2 separate regions of the Homo sapiens genome follow, and region 1 is linked to region 2. Evidence: read pairs that join two places in POLR2A ChIA-PET (ENCODE). Cell type or tissue: HepG2. All regions are shown on one strand. Each heading gives the region's core, and the rest is flanking DNA. Links, peaks and the distances in the headings are about the cores only.

Evidence for each region. Peaks named below come from ENCODE experiments on the same cell type or tissue, not always from the same donor. Only the 100,000 strongest peaks of a DNase experiment are listed, where the experiment ranks them.
Region 1: POLR2A ChIA-PET joins it to region 2 with 5 read pairs; 7 of 35 experiments call an interaction of 5 or more read pairs at or near these places.

What each region holds. Positions count from the first base shown.
Region 1 is chr10:102,906,809-102,912,181 of GRCh38, reverse strand. The region is part of intron 1 of LOC107984265 (a long non-coding RNA gene); the gene reads left to right. Among named protein-coding and RNA genes, the nearest start is that of CNNM2, 8.8 kb to the left of the region's middle. RefSeq lists a silencer at 1,856-2,150 and an enhancer at 1,856-2,150. In HepG2, for the core only: no CTCF peak of the experiment used is centred there; a DNase peak (open chromatin) is centred at 2,001.
Region 2 is chr10:102,812,072-102,817,444 of GRCh38, reverse strand. It overlaps WBP1L (WW domain binding protein 1 like), which reads right to left. Exons shown (of 4, transcript NM_001083913.2): 4 at 1,183-4,850. The coding sequence ends at 4,114. Among named protein-coding and RNA genes, the nearest start is that of CYP17A1-AS1, 18 kb to the left of the region's middle. RefSeq lists an enhancer at 1,492-2,025. In HepG2, for the core only: a CTCF peak has its summit at 2,254; DNase peaks (open chromatin) are centred at 1,874, 2,284, 2,774, 3,144 and 1 weaker place; H3K4me3 peaks cover 1,409 bases.

The DNA.
Region 1 (5,373 bases), core at 57-5,056, 95 kb before region 2:
AAAATGTTGAACCATATGAATCTTACCTATTCAAAAGACTAATTTAAAATTACATTTGGGAAGTGAGAAACAGGTGGGAAATAAAGAAGACTCTGACAGGAGGATGGTAACTAGGAATAAGATGCCAGGAAAACAAATAGGTCCTGAATGTCCAATTCTGAGCCCTCCCATAAGACTCAGACCTGCAGGGTGCTGACACCAGAGCTTCCATTTATGACCCTAGTCATAAAATATCAGCTTTCCCATACCAGCTAAGCTCATTCCCATGGTCTTTTCTCCACAGCCTCTGAAGCTGGGCTAAAATTCTACTCCAATAAGTCAAATCCCCCCATGCAAAGACAAAACAACATGTCAGTGGGAGAAACAAAACAAAACAAAACCGCCCCTATTTTTAGTTCCTCTGAGATACCTATTTTTTTTATATATATATTTTAACACCTCTGCTGGCAGGAACCTATTTATTTTAAATATCACTAAACTGAAGATTTAACTTATTTGTTCCCATTTAGTAATACATTGCCTCAATTTTCTATGTCCTCTTTAAATTTTAAATAAAAAGTTTGTGTTTTCTCACCTCATTTAGTTTTCCCCTTTTATTTGTAAATTTATCAACTAATATATATTGTATATTTAATAACTTCCAAACCGTGTACTAGGCACTGCAGAGCTGCAATATGGAATCAGGGGTTACCCTAAAAACTTACTAGCAAGGAAGTTAGCAAATGTTTACATAAATAACTACATAATACAAGATAGAGCATCAAATGTCTTAAGAAGTAAAATAAAGGGGAAGGATTGAAGAACTTTGAGGAATAGAAGTTTTAGGTATATGCCATGTCAGAGCTATTCCAAAAAGGGTGTCTTAGTGTGCTCACGGTGCCATAACAAAATACTGTAGACAGTGTATCACTCAGGGTTCCCTAGAGGGACAGAACTTTATATATATATATATCCTATATATAGATATATATCCTTTATATAGATATATATCCTTTATATAGATATATATCCTTTATATAGATATATCCTTTTTATAGATATATCCTTTTTATATATATATCCTTTATATATAGAGAGAGCCTTTATATATATATAGCCTTTATATAGAGAGAGAGCCTTTATATATATATAGCCTTTATATATATATAGCCTTTATATATATAGCCTATATATATATAGCCTTTATATATATATATAGCCTTTATATATATATATATATATAAATGAGTTTATTAAGTATTAACTTAAACGATCACGAGGTCCCACAATTGGCTGTCTGCAAGCTTGAGAAGCGAGGAGACCCAATCTGAATCTCCAAATTGAAGAACTTGGAGTCCAATGTTGGAGGGCAGGAAGTATCCAGCACAGGAGAAAGAGGTAGGCTGGGAGGCTAGGCCAGTCTCACATTTTCACGTTTTTCTGCCTGCTTTATATTCGCTGGCAACTGATTAGATTGTGGCCACCAGATTAAGGGTGGGTCTGCCTTCCCCAGCCCGCTGACTCAAATGTTAATCTCCTTTGGCAACACCCTCACAGACCCACCCAGGAACAATACTTTGCATCCTTCAATCAAGTTGACACTCAGTATTAACGATAACAGGGCTGGGTGTGGTGGCTCACGCGTGTAATCCTAGCACTTTGGGAGGCCGAGGCAGGTGGATTGCCTGAGCTCAGGAGTTAGAGACCAGACTGGGCAACACAGTGAAACCCAGTCTCTACTAAAATACAAAAAATTAGCCAGGCGTGGCGGTGTGCACCTGTAGTCCCAGCTACTTGGGAGGCTGAGGCAGGAGAATTGCTAGAACCAGGAGGCGGAGATTGCAGTGAGCGGAGATTGCAGTGAGCCGAGATTGTGCCACTGCATTCCAGCTTGGGCGACAGAGTGAGACTCCGTCTCTCAAAAAAAAAAAACAAAAACAAACAAACCATAACAGACGGGTTGGCCTATACAATGGACACTGTTCTGGAGGCTAAAAGTTCCAGATCAAGGTCCAACAGGGTGAGTTTCCAGGGAAGCCTCTCTTCCTGGCTTGCAGACAGCCACTTTGTCCTCATATGGACTTTCCTCTATATGTGCACAGAGAGAGCCAGCTCTCTGGTGTCTCTTCTTTTTTTTTTTTTTTTTTTTTTTTTTTTTTTTTGAGACGGAGTCTTGCTCTGTCGCCCAGGCTGGACTGCAGTGGCGCGATCTTGGCTCACTGCAAGCTCCACCTCCCGGGTTCACGCCATTCTCCTGCCTCAGCCTCCCAAGTAGCTGGGATTACAGGCGCCCGCCACCACGCCCGGCTAATTTTTTGTATTTTTTTTTAGTAGAGACAGGGTTTCACCGTGTTAGCCAAGATGGTCTCGATCTCCTGACCTCGTGATCCGCCCGCCTCGGCCTCCCAAAGTGCTGGGATTACAGGCGTGAGCCATTGTGCCCGGCCTAGGTGTCTCTTCTTGTAAGGACACTAGGCGCCTGGATCAGGGCCCCACCCTGATGACCTATGTTAACCTTAAGTACTTCCTTAGAGGTTCCATCTTCAAATACAGTCACCTTGTGGGCTTCAATGTATGAATTTTGGGGAGACACGGACATTCGGTCCCCACCAAAGGGATTGAAAGATAAGAAAGAAGCCAGGCACGGTGGCTCACGCCTGCAATCCCAGCACTTTGAGAGGCTGAGGTGGGTGGGTCATGAGGTCAAGAGTTCAAGACCAGCCTGGCCAACATGGTGAAACCCCATCTCTAATAAAAATACAAAAATTAGCCAGGCGTGGTGGCGGGTGCCTGTAATCCCAGCTACTTGGGAGGCTGAGGCAGGAGAATCAATCCCAGGAGGCAGAAGTTTGCAGTGAGCCAAGATCATGCCACTGCACTCCAGCCTGGGCAAAAGAGCAAGACTCCGTCAAAAAAAATAAAAATAAAATAAGAAAGAACAAGGCATTCTACTGGAGAGAAAAGTATGAGGTGAGGTTGGAAAGGGAACAGCATTTTTGGAACACCACATGGTTGAATGTGGTTCAATAGCCAATGAAGAGGAACAGCAGAAATAGTGTTGGAAACTTGGTTGGATGTCAGTTTGTGGTGCGTTGAATGCCAAGTTTAGGACTTTAGATTTCATTCTGTAGGTATCCAGGAGTTATAGTAAAAAGTTTCAAGTAGAAAGGCTGTATTACAGGAAGATTAACCTGACAGGTAGCACTGCAATGATGTTGAGGTCCTGCCGATCTAGGAATTTAGGAAACTCCTGCCACTCAAAGTAGAAAAAACCTAAACTGTTTACAATGCACTTTCTCATATATTATCTTGGACTGACCTTCACAATTAGAACTAAGAGCTATGCCACTTCTCCAGCCATATGCAGGACAAAGAACCAAAGCTAACTATCTCATGTCACAGGAGCCAGAAGAAAACCAAGGTGGGGCATCACAGCCTCTGTTCAGGAAGTCCACACCTGGATTGGCAATACTACTGCTGTGGTCTCTGTAGTAATCTTGAATCTTAAAGCAAATGCAAGGTTTCCCAGGTTGGCCTGGACTCCTGATCATAGGCCAGACTTCCTGATACTAATTTTTTTAACTTAAAAACATTTTTGACATATAATAAATACATAAAAGTGCATAAAACATAAATGTACAGTATAATAGCTGAACACATAACATATCATCTAAAACAGAACCCCTTTGAAAATGAAAAAAGGCTACTATTAATATTTAACCTGGCTGGGCATGGTGGCTCACGCCTGTAATCCCAGCACTTTGGGAGGCCAAGGCAGGTGGATTACCTGAGGTCAGGAGTTCGAGACCAGTCTGGCCAATATGGCGAAACCATGTCTCTACTAAAAATATAAAAATTAGTTGGGTGTGGTGGTGGGCGCCTGTAATCTCAGCTACTTGGGAGGCAGAGGCAGGAGAATAGCTGGAATCCGGGAGGCAGAGGTTGCAGTGAGCTGAGATCACGCCGCTGCAGTCCAGCCTCAGTGACAGAGCAAGACTCCGTGTCAAAAAAAAAAAAAAATTTAACCTGGTTTGAGGCTTAAACTGGGACAGCCCCAGGCAGACTATGTTCACTTGATAATTATCATGGTAAAGGTGACCACCCCCTAGTCAAGAAAACCCCTATATATCCCTTCTAGACCACTAGACTACACACCTCTCCCTCTAATCCAGATGTATCTACTATCCTTACTTTTTTTTTTTTTTTTTTTTTGAGACAGATTCCTGCTCTGTTGCCTAGGCTGGAGGGCAGTGGTGCAATCTTGACTCACTGCAACCTCCACCTCCCGGGTTCAAGCAATTCTCCCACCTCAGCCTCCTGAGTAACTGGAATTACAGGTGCACACCACCACGCCCAGCTAATTTTTGTATTTTTAGTAGAGATGGGGTTTCGCCATGTTAGACAGGCTAGTCTCAAACTCCTAATCTCAAGTGATCTGCCTGCCTCAGTCTCCCAAAGTTCTGGGATTACAGGTGTGAGCCACCACACCCCTGGCCACTATCCTTACTTTTATAGTAATCATTTCCCTTTTTAGTTGCTATATTCTTAAATTTGGGAAAATTCCCTAAAGGAAAACAAGGACAAACCATTTAATACAATGGTATAAGAGTCAGAACAAGTTCTGGCCTTTGTTCTAACATTTATTAGAATGTGATCCCGGCCAGGCACGGTGGCTCATGCCTGTAATCCCCACACTTTGGGAGGCCGAGGCAGGTGGATCGCTTGAGCCCAAGAGTTCTAGACCAGCCTGCGCACCACAGGAAGACCCTATCTCCACAAAAAATACAAAAATTAGCTCTGTGATGGTGGCGCATGCTTGTAGTCCCTGCTACTCGGAAGGCTGAGATGGGAGGATCACTTGAGCCCAAGAGGCAGAGGTTGCAGTAAGCCCAGATCGCCCCACTGCACTCCAGCCTCGGTGACAGAACAAGACCCTGTCTCAAAAACAAACAAAAAAAGTGATCCCATCATTTAAACCATTTGAATATACTCAGCCTCAGTTTTCTGTAAAATTAGAAAAATCAGCATTGTGAGGGAGGCATAAGGGAGTTTAGTAAAGAAACAACGTGGGGTATTTGTCTGGTTTTTATCTCACACAAACCAATGAATCTTCCTCATAACCATGAGAAATCACCATCTTTAAAGGGTTGCACTGGCTTCATGGGCTCCTGCTACATTATTTAAAAGCAAAAATAAAAATACCTCCTTCATAGCATTTCCTTAGTTAGATCCAGTTGAAAGGAATAATAAGGTTAATTTTAAAAAGAAAATAAGGACAGTTAATAAAAGATTAACTACAAAGCCTAGAAGCCACACGAATCATTCTGCACTTGCTGTGCAAACCTCTCCTCCCTGGCAACTTGACATTTGCTTTCCAGCGTAGGCTTATTTAAT
Region 2 (5,373 bases), core at 83-5,082:
AGTGACTTACACCTGTAATCCCAGCACTTTGGGAAACCAAGCCAGTACGATCACTTGAGCCCAGCCTGGGCAACATAGTTAGACTCTATAGGATCACTTGAGCCCAGCCTGGGCAACACAGTCAGACCCTATCTCTCTCTCTCTATATATATATATATATACATACATATAGTTTTTTTCTTTTTTTTTTTTTTTTTTTTTGATACAGGGTCTCGCTCTGTTGCCCAGGCTGGAGTGCAGTGGTGTGATCTCAGCTCACTACAGCCTCCACTTCCTGGGCTCAAGCCATCCTCCCACCTCAGCCTCCCACATAGCTGGGACCACAGGCACACAGCACCACACCCAGCCAAGTTTTGTATTTTTTGTAGAGATGGTGTTTTGCCATGTTACCCAGACTGGTCTCAAACTCCTGAGCTCAAGTGATCTGCCTAGCTTGGCCTCCCAAAATGCTGGGATTACAGGCGTGAGCCACCTCGCCCAGCCCATCTCTGTTATTTAAAAAATAAAAATAAAAAAATAGCTGGGCACAGTGGCTCATGCCTATAGTCCCAGGCCAGGGTGGCTGGCCTGTTATCCCAGCACTTTGGGAGCTCAAGGCAGGCGGATCACCTGAGGTCAGGAGATTTGAGACCAGCCTGGCCAACATGGTGAAACCTCGTCTCTACTAAAAATACAAAAATGAGCCGGGCGTGGTGGTAGGCACCTGTAATCCCAGCTACTCAGGAGGCTGAGGCAGGAGAATCACTTGAACCTGGGAGGCAGAGGCTGCGTGAGACAAGATCGCGCCACTGCACTCCAGCCTGGGCGGCAGAGTGAGACTGTGTCTCAAAAAAAAGCCATGTTTTAGCAACAGGGTATCTGACAAAACTTGTCTCTGCTTTCTCGGGATCTGATTTTAGCCTGTTTGTGGGACTTTCCAAAGTATTCCAAACATCAGGAACACACCCTGACAGAGAGAGGGGAGGACTCCTCAGAACAGAGTGTGGACCCAGCAGCACTGTCCAGCTGCCCTTGGCCCTGTGGTTTCTCTTTGGCCCAGGGCCCTATCCTCAATGACTGTGTGACAACCTCTCAGTCTCTGTGTGGAGAAAAGTGCTTGTGGTTTAGGATCTTGAGGTGCAATTTCCTGAAGACTGAGGAAGAAGAAGAGGGAACAAAGTGCAGCAAGAAAGAGCAGTAGCATTTTTGGGATCAATTTTTATTTGGGCTTCTCACAGTGGTTAGAGCCACTCTGTCTTCAGAACAATCACAGCACAGGAAATGCGTCACTGAGACTGCCCAGAAAAGTCTGACCAGCTGAATCTTATTGCTTAAAATACACATATTCACAATAACTGACAAAGGGTAACGTGCCTCACACAGGAATGTGTTCGCATTTGCAAATCTTCTGACTGGCTGTAGCACCAAACCCTCCACCGACCCCGTCTCATTCACGTGGAAAGCCAGCCTCAGTCACATCTCCCTGGCCCCCTAACGATTCCTTCAGCTCCCTATTAAATCTCTCTCTGAGCAGGGCAGCATCCTGTAGCGGGGGCCAAACTGTGACCTGGGAACCAAGCCCAGCTCCGCAGGTTGCATTTCCGTCTTCTCGTGCCTTTAGGATAGGACGCTGCAGTGAGTCCCACAGTTAACACTTGCCCAGTTCCCCACTCTAACTGGGGAAAGGAACTTGAGAGGCTCAGAACTCATCCATTTGATCTGTTAACTGAAAAAGGATTCATTTTGGTAAAACTTGTTCGCCTTTGAGACACTTCAGTGAGTTATTTGGGATTCTTAAAAAATAAAAAAAGGTGGAAGGAAAGGCATCTGAGGGGCTGTGACACACTCCGGCTACCTCTGGCCACACGCCAGCTTGCTTGTGCCTGTTGGACTCACCAGAGGCAGGCAGGCCCTGCGGCTCCTCTAGAGCCTGCAAAGCCTCCTCCTGGCAATTCTGGGCAGGGCCGATGTCTGGGCCACAGCTAGTCCAAGCCTGTCATTGAAGACCCAGTCAAGCTTCTGTCTGAAATTCCACCTTCTTCTGTCCCAAGTGGTTGTGGACACCCCCGGGCGCTGGTACTGAGGACCAGCAGCAGCCGAGGGAGGCAGACAGGCTCAGAGCACGCTTCCATTTATAGGGAACAGAACGCAGGCCTCCGAGTGTCCACGGAGCAATGTGCAAATCGCAGTGATGAGTAGAGTAAAACCTCTACTTCGAGCACAGTATCTCTGGCAAACACAGGGGACTGCAGTCGACAATGCTGCGGAGTACACCCGAGTACACAGTCAGACATTTGTTCGGTAAACAGTAAATGCGTAAGATCAATGACCTTGAGAGGCCTGTCTGTGCTCCAGACGTGTGGTTCACGTGGAGAGAATGGCTGCCACTCAAAGTATCTTCACAGGAAAACAGGGCTTGAGGCACACACACAACAGACAGACACACACGGCTCACCCAAAAAGTCACTGTGTACGGACTTAACTTTGTTCAACATGGATTTTGGTTTTGTGGAATCTAAATGCAGACACTCGTTTACCTCACACCCTTGGATTTGTCTGTTTTTGGACATATATATATATATTTTGTTTGTTTCTTTCTTTCTTCCATAACATCAATGCTTCGTCTGAATATCATCATCGTTCAAGAGTTGGGGGAAGAAAGACTTCATATGCACAGGGCCGGGTGGGGAATGTTTGTTTTGGCTGTTTGCTGCCTCCATTCAGATTTTCCTATCGCAGCTCAGCTGGTGACCTGAAGGCGAGCAACAGGCACAAGGGTCCCCAGGGCCTTCCGGATGGCTGCTTTCACCTCCTGCCTGGGCCACCGAGTCTCTACACAGAAAAATGAGTCACCCGACTCAAAAGGGGTGGGGGTAGAGGCAGGGACAAGGCATGAAAACCACAGATAACCAAGGTGTTTCTTCCAAGTGGTCAGTTTAAAACAAACAACTGCCACCAAAAAAAAAAAAAAAACCCCACAAAAAATATTTATTCAGAATCAAAGATAAAATACTGTGTGAGAGCCAGGCTACAGGGGCCCTTTCTCTGGGGCCATCGCTTCCTCAGTCCGCTGTCTGTTTCCTCATACGGAACAGTGAGACTTGAAGGCCCGCAGGGTGTGTGCTTGCGATGCAGGCTGACACGGGTCACCTGTGAACACAGACCAAAGGGCAGAGAGGCAGAGAGCTGCACCTCTATCCACTGCTGCGGCTTAGGGCCTCCTGCTCACAGAGGTTCCAAGACAGCCGCCACCCCAGCCTTCACACGAGACATCTTCTGGCTCAACAGCAGGCAGGCTCTTTGAAGGCCAACTTGGGAAAGAGCCACAAACGTCATTTTCCAGAAGAGAATTCTTGCCTGCCCACCGGTGAAGTTCTTGTTTTCAGCTGTCTTTTGCTGTTTGTTTTTAGAGAAAAAAACAAACAAACAAAGAAAAGGCAGTATAACCTTTCACACCAGAACCAGCCTGCGGCCAGCCAGAGCCTGCGGGGAAGAGGCCCCTCAAGGACGCATGGGGTGCATAGATCTTGTCACCTGGAATTTGACAGATCAACAAGCCCCTACCAACCTATCATACAACGGCCCAGTAGCTCTCATCCTCCCACAGGATTAGCTCAATGCTGGCTTGGCAGACACTGGCAGCCCAATGACAAGCCCTGGGCCTCTGTGGGTTTCCTTCTTCATCCAGGGCCAAGATGGGCTGCCTCTCCTGGACTGAGATACAGCAACGTTCTCTTAAACTAGAATCAGAGCACAAACCTATTCCATCACCAAGAATCATGTCAGGGCACAGTCCCAGCCTCCTTCCTTGGGGGCTTTTAAAACACATCTCTCTGACCCAAACAGGTAGGTGAGATTTGACTTTAAAGAAAGGAGATGGAGTTAGGGTATGAGGAATGAGTCACAGAACCAACTTAGCCCTCCACAACACTGTGCCCTTGTGGAGGAAGAGGCATCCACACCCCGAACTGTACCTGGAGATGGAGGAAAATGCAGGAGAGGAGAAGGAAAACAAACAAAAAGGAACCAAGTGGCTGTACTCTGAAAGTCTTTGAAAGTCACTTAATGCTTCTCTCGTGGTTCTCCCCTACCCTGGTTGCTTTGCCAAGTTGCTGGGTGCTGGCAGGACCTGCTCTAGCTGGGGGAGCTGCTGCTCTGGGAGTTGGGAGAGTCCTGCTCGTTGATGGTGTTCAGCAGCAGGCATGCGGGCGGCCGTGGCAGGTGCGGGTGCCCAGGCTCTCGAGCCTGCTCCTCAGAGGACTGACAGAGGCCTTCCTCCTCATCACCAGGGGGCCGCACATGGCAGCTGTCGCAGAAGTCCAGGGGCCCATCCAGAGCATCATCGATGAGTGTGTTGAACTCTTTGAGGTCATCGTCATGGTGGCCCCGGTTGCACACACACACTTCAATGCCCGAGTCACCTGTGAAGCGGCGATGTCTCCCAGGCGTCTTCTCTTTGCTGTCGGGTGCGCCGTGTTCAGAGCTGTCATCTTTCAGCAGCTCCTCCCTACATTCTGCATCTTTGTCCAGGAAGGCCCCCGGGTCCAGCTCCCCCAGGCCAGCCACAGAGCCACTGGGCTCCATCCCTGGGGCTTTGGTGGCTGCTCGGTCAACTGGTAGGTCAGAGGGATCAGGGTCAGCGATGCTTGGGGGTCTTGTGCTGCTTCTGCTGGGCTCAGACAAGGGGCTGCTCTGTGCCCCCTGGGATCCCCTGGTGGGATCGATGCCCGGGGGACTGCCACCTGCAGGGCCACACTGTGGAGGCAGCAGCTGCTGCTGCTGTAGCTGGAAGGCACTGTATGGTGGGGGAGGAGTTGGAGGTCGGTTCACCACTTCCTCATAAGGAGGTAGTAAATAGTTTGGCAAAAACCCTAAAATGGGGAGGTAGGAAGGAGAAATTACTGCACTGGTCATTGTTCTAGGCAGACTGCAAAGCTCCCACTGAATATTTGCATTGTCTCTTCCCACCCCAGAGCACCCAACAAGTGATGGCTACAGCTCTTGGTTGTGAGCAGAGGAGAGACAGCTGCGAGCAATTCTGCAGAGAGAGAGGGGCAGTTTGGGAAGGGCCTAACCTAGCTTCTTGAAATCTGAGAGCCCCTAAAGCTGCTTCGTAGGCAAGGACTTCACGCCTGTTGGGAGTTAAGGCAGAGAATTAGGCAAACGTGGTAGATGGCCAAAAAATAACTTCTGCCTGGAATGGACCCACTTCCACATGCACACAAGTCTCATGTTCTTGCTTAGAGTGTGTCCTTCATCCAAGTCCCACAGGCCTCAGGGCCAGGGTCCCTAACTTCAGACTTCTTAACTACTTTTCTTCCTCCTAACCTTCCAAATGCACTATGTAGGGTCTTTTGCTAGGGGGTTAGAAATCTCTGTTGTCTCTACTGTGGC